Regions from separate parts of the Homo sapiens genome. Here region 1 is linked to region 2. The links are chromatin loops, found by intact Hi-C in ENCODE. Cell type or tissue: GM12878. All regions are shown on one strand. Links, peaks and the distances in the headings refer to the core of each region. The heading gives the core; the rest is flanking DNA.

What was found. Hi-C counts contacts between places; a loop is a spot of excess contacts. Peaks named below come from ENCODE experiments on the same cell type or tissue, not always from the same donor. Only the 100,000 strongest peaks of a DNase experiment are listed, where the experiment ranks them.
Region 1: it touches region 2 in a loop (3-fold over the local background); 2 of 110 quality-filtered maps call a loop at or near these places.

What each region holds. Positions count from the first base shown.
Region 1 is chr12:29,749,301-29,752,214 of GRCh38, reverse strand. It overlaps TMTC1 (transmembrane O-mannosyltransferase targeting cadherins 1), which reads left to right. Exons shown (of 18, transcript NM_001193451.2): 5 at 343-549. Among named protein-coding and RNA genes, the nearest start is that of TMTC1, 33 kb to the left of the region's middle. In GM12878, for the core only: no CTCF peak of the experiment used is centred there; a DNase peak (open chromatin) is centred at 1,414; H3K4me3 peaks cover 414 bases.
Region 2 is chr12:29,690,147-29,693,060 of GRCh38, reverse strand. All of the region lies in intron 5 of TMTC1 (transmembrane O-mannosyltransferase targeting cadherins 1), which reads left to right. Among named protein-coding and RNA genes, the nearest start is that of TMTC1, 92 kb to the left of the region's middle. In GM12878, for the core only: no CTCF peak of the experiment used is centred there; DNase peaks (open chromatin) are centred at 670 and 1,470.

The DNA of each region.
Region 1 (2,914 bases), core at 306-2,805, 59 kb before region 2:
CTGCAACCAAATATTCTGAGAGAAACCTATTTGGAGGGTGAGGGGTGAAGAAGTGTGTGTTTGAGTGTGTGTGTGTGTGTGTGTGTTGGTGGCCATCTAACAAAGACTGAGTTACAGTGTTCTATACTAGGTCAATACGATAAGGTCTAAAATTGAAAAAACATTCATAATTATGTTGTTTTAATAATATGGCAGTAAATATCAGAAACACAAGGGCTAAAGACTTGAGAATGGTTGTTTCCAGGAAGCAAGACTTGTGGGTGGGGCAGTTTACTGCTATCGGTTGTTGTAAGCCTTGTCATTCTGGTTGACTTTGTTTTCCCTCAATTCCATGCACAACAGGAGCAATGGGGCCCTCTGTCCACGCAGCCCACAGCAGCCCGGGAGCCCCCAGCCCTCCTCACTGCCAGGCCATCCTCACCGGGAGAATGGGAAGCAGCAGCGGTTCCCTCACAAAGGAGCTTGGGGTGGCTGCCACTCTCCACTGCCACCAGAACCCAAGAGCAGTGGATTCCCAGTGTCCCCACGAGCTGTGTGGTCCATGATGAGGTACTGGGCTGGGTTTCTTGGTCCCTGCATGTTTTCAATGTCCAGCATCACCTAGTGCAGCCTGGGATGCCTGGGGAAGTGAAGCACTGAGTCAGCACACTGTGACCTCCCTCTCTTCATGCTTCCCTCCTTACCCCCTTCTTCCTGTCCCTATTTCCCTCCCTTCCTTCCCTATATTCTAATGGATAAGAAAGGAGTAGTTAGAGGAAGCAAGTGGAAGCCCTGCTGCCTGCCTGTGATGGGGTGTGGGTCCCTGCAGCCTCAGGCATCAGAAGATGGGCGCCCTACGTTTCCTGGGGGAGGAGAACGTTCTCCCTCCCCTTCTCCTGCCTCTCTCTCTCTGCTCTTTGTGTTTGATCTGAATTTATTACAGTCCAAATATGGGAGGAAACCCAGAGGACTCTTCCTTTCTGAAATGTTTTTGAAGATGTATGAAAATCTTTACAGCACATGACTGTCTTTATTTTCTTCCTTTTTTGTGATATTTTGACCTAGCTGTGAAAATTAGCATGGATTTATCAGCACAGGTGTTGCTCCCTAAATTAGGCTGTCTCTAAAATGTTTCAGGCCACAGACAAGTCAGAATATAACAGATATATGTTAAAAGATAAACTGAGGCACATTAAAAAGCTAAAGAGTTTATTTGAGCAGACAGTGAATAATGAATTGGGCAGCTCCAGACTGCCAGTGCTTTGGGGCTCCCCTGCTGGGACAGGGTGTGGGGAAGCTTTTATAGGGCAAACGCAGAAACAGAGCAAAGGAAATATTTGATTGGTTAAAGGGGAGTAGTAGCCCTATGTGGATCATTCCAGTGGAAAGTCCCTAGTTAGAGGTTAGTTAGTGGTTAAGCTTGGTTTCATTTTACCATTTACACTGAGTTGAGTTTCTCTGCTGATGTAGGGATGCAGGGTGCCAGAGTCACCTTAGCCTAATGACCTCTCAATTAGTTTAACATATGGAAATTCCATTCATAAGATTAGCACTTTACCACTTCAGATTGCTGTTGTTACTCTTCTGTGTAGTCCCTTAAAACTCCCTCTTTCTGCAGTCTTTGTTTCCAGTTATTCTTGCCTTTGCCTATGTTTGTTTTTTTATCTTGCCCCATTCATTCATTCTTTTGTTCATTCATCAATAAATATCTGTTGAGGGGCTGACAAGTGCCAGGCATGTTCTAGGCACCAGGAGTGTCCTGGTAAATAAGAAAGACAAGGTCCTTGCTCTTGTGTAGCTTTTCTTCTAGTAGAGGAAGGTAGACAATAAATAATCAACACTGACTGAACAATGTGAGTGCTCAGAAGAGAGTTAGGCAGGGTGTGATGGAGAGTGATGGCTTAGCCTGGGGGCATTTGGGTTGGTTGGCCAGGGAAGGCTTCCAAATCCTCCTGAATGAGGTGAATTGCCAGTGAAGATGTGCAGGGATCTGGCAGAGGGTTCCAGGCTTGAGGATCATAGCAAATTGGGAGGAGAAGGGGTGAGGGCAAGGAGGGGGCAGGGCACAGGTGAAGGGCTGTGCTGGCTGTGGAAGCAGGTTTGGATTTTATTCTGAGGGGAATGGGAAGATACTGGAGTTTGTGTGTGTGTGTGTGTGTGTGTGTGTGTGTGTATAGACAGTTATGATAACATTTCTTTTAAAAACGTTCCCTCTGGCCTCTTCGTGGTGCAGGCTGTTGGGGGCAATCATGAAGGAGGGAAAAGGGTTAGGAGGCTTTCACACAAGCTGAGTGAGGGAAAGGGGGTCTTAGCTGAGAGTCATGGAAACTGCAATGAAGAGATGAGGTGGATTTGAGATACATTTCTGATACAGACCCAATAGGACTCGCTAATTAATGTTTGTGATGATGGGGAGAGGGAAAGGAAGGAAACAAGGATTTCCAAGTTTCTGGCTTAACCAGGTGGGTGGATGGTGGCATTAGTTACTAAGTGGAAAAATTAGGGGAGTAATAGATTTTCTGGGGGTTGGGGAGAGAATAAAATCATAATAATGCATGAAATTCCCAAGGAAAAGGGAAGAGGAATAAAGGGTTAAAACACTGAGAAAATCTGGACATTTTTGTTGAGGGCCATGGAGGGAAAGAAGGTGAAACAATTGGGGAAATCGTGAATTTTTTAAATGGAGGCTAAAGGAGTACAGAGATCACTGGAGATGTTTAAGGTGGGACAGAAGCTAGGCTGCCATGTGACTATGAACTTGGTTAGGGCAGGTTCATGCCAGGGTGTCTCATAGATGTGTTGCCAGCTCCTGTCACAGTGTCTGGCCGATAACAGCTGCTTAAATATTTGTGACATGGATCAGTTGATGAGTGGATGATAAGAAAGTGTTGGAAATTAAGCATAGATGGAACATTTTCAATAAATTTGCCAATGA
Region 2 (2,914 bases), core at 298-2,797:
GTTCACTCTTATAATATTCTCACCCCTCTAAAAAGACCCCTGATGGGCATTTGCAGTCAGTTTTCACTCCTAATCCCAGCCCCAGGCAATCACTCATCTGCTTTCTGTTTTTGTAGATTCGCCTTTTCTAGACATTACATATAAATATAATAATAAAACGTGTTATTTTGTGTCAGGCTTCTTTAATGTAGTATGATGTTTTTAAGGTTTATCTATGTTATAACATGTATTACTACTTTCTTCTATTTTTATTGCTGAATCGTGTTCACTTGTATTTTGTTTATAAATGTTTTGTTTATCCATTCACCTGTAAGTGGACATTTGGATGGTTTTCATTTGGGGCTGTCGTGAATAATACTCTATACATTCACATATAAGTGTTTGTGTGGATATTTATTTTTATATTCTTGGAAAGATGAATACCAAGGAAGGAATTGCCACTTTATATAGTAAAGGAATGTTTTAATTTTTGCTGAACTCTTCCAAACTGCTTGTACCAGTTGACATATCCTACCAGTAATGTATAAAGGTTCCAGTTTCCCCACATTTTCACCAGTACTCCTTATTGTCTACCTCTTTGATTATGGCCACTCTAGTGCGTGGGAAGTGGTATCTCATTTTGACTAATGACTGATGATATTGACTGTGTCCTTTGAAGCTTTCAGGTGAACTTAATTCATTTCGTTGGCCCTCAGAGCACAATTGTGTATTATTTTTTCCTAACCAAGCATGGCATAGAACAAACAATAGAGGAGAGAAAGATTATAAGAAGAATTGAGAAGAAAAGCGAAATAAAGATGATGTTGATGGGAAGCAATGAGAATAAAGTGGTATGATTATGTGAAAGGGAGGAAAAAGAAGAATTATTAAAGAGAATAAATTGTATTGTTTGGAAAGCCAAAGCATATTCTTGTAATGTTATCAGTGGGGAATAAAGACACAAGCACACTGAAAACATTGGTAATAATTTGAACATTCTTTGTTGAGAGTAATGACAATGTCTACTGAGGTCATTCATTTATATCACAATGTGCTCATGAGCTGAGAGTGCTTTTATTATTAATTACACTTGTCTAGTCTCTACAAAGAGAACATTCCTATCTGTTCATAGCTTTTTTCTTCGATTTGTTAAGGTCTTCTATAATGCCTTTTACAGAGGTGATGTGCGACCCTCTGGACACAGCAGTAGCTCCATTGGAGCCTCTTAGTGTTGACTAAATAATCCCGAATTTCATGTTTTTCCTTCCAACACAGTTCTATTTGTACAGCACACTCACTTGTGTCCTCTCTCAGACCTCCAGTACACCATTGTGGGAAGTAGGTTTTTTTTTTTTTTTTTTCCTACTTTTGGGTGTATGAGTTGTTACCGTATGACTTCCTCATCATGTCTTATGAAACATCCTGAGAAGTTTCTCCATCTATTCTAAGATCTGAGTGATTGAGAATTGTTTCCTCAGTTTTGGCTTCCGGTAATGGTCAGTTTGACAGTCACTGTAACCACCCAACGGGTTTCACCTTGCCTGCTGCCTAGACAGAGCTGATTTATCAAGACAGGGGAATTTCAATGGAGGGAGAGTAATTCACACAGAGCCAGCTGTGTGGGAAACCAGTTTTATTATTATTCAAATCAGTCTCCCTTTTGGGGACCTGAGTTTTTAAGGATAATCTGGCGGGTAGGGGCTTGCGAAGTGGGGAGTGCTGATTAGTTGGGTTGGAGATGGAACCACAGGAAGTCGAAGTGAATTTCTCTTGCTGTCTTCTGTTCTTGGGTGGGATCTCAGAACTGGTTGAGCCAGATTGCTGGTCTGGGTGGTGTCAGCTGGTGCATCAAGTGCAAAATATCTCAAGCACTGAGCTTAGGTTTTACAATAGTGATGTTATTCCCAGGAGCAATTTGGGGAGGTTCAGACTCTTGCAGCAAAGGCTGCATGACTCCTAAACCATAATTTCTAATCTTGTAGCTGATCTGTTAGTCCTACAAAGGCAGACTGGTCCCAGGCAAGAAGGGGATCTTTTTGGGAAAGGGCTATTCTCAATTTTGTTTCAGAGTCAAACTATGAACTGAATTCCTTCCCAAAGTTAGTTGGGCTGACACTCAGGAATGAACAAGGACAGCTTAAAAGTTAGAAGCAAGATGGAGTTGGTTATGTCTGATCTCTTTTACTGTCGTAATTTCCTCAGTTATAATTTTTGCAAAGGCAGTTTCATCACTAAAAAGAACCCAAACCTTAGAGTTTTCTTCTTAAATCAATTACTGAATGCTGATATTAAGGGGTAACAAATATTTTCCCAAAATGTCTTAAAACAAAATGTATATTTGTATTTTAAGTTTTTTGTGAAACACAAAGAATAGGGAAAACACAAATATTTGTCAATGTTTAATTCTGTCACCAAATTAATATATTTGTCTATATGAGCTGTGAAGATCAAGTGCTATGACTATAGTTAATAAATTTACATATAAAAATGAGTGTTAGATCTTTTGAAATGGATAATCTCATTTATAAACTTACTCCATTCATTTTGCAAATTCTCCACATTGTTTAGGAACTCTTATTTTGGAATTTCCATTTGCATTAGTCCCAGTTTATGAACCAAACAAAAAAACTGATCTCATTACTTTATTGTCACACTTCATATATAAGGTGCTAAAGCAATATGCCTTAGTAATTGAGATTGTAAATAAATTGAGATTCCCATCTCACATATTGCCTAGTGCTTGGTTTAGCCTGTTTTCAGATGCGAATAGCACATTTTCCTTCCGTCTCATCTCATAAGGAAAGCAATATGTTTAAAACAAAGGATGCACTGATTGCCGCAGTTTCTTCCTCTGAGTCTGTTACTCTAGTTCACTGAATTTACTACCAAGCCCTTCTACCATATTTTACAGCAAATTCTCCAAAAGGCTCTGGGA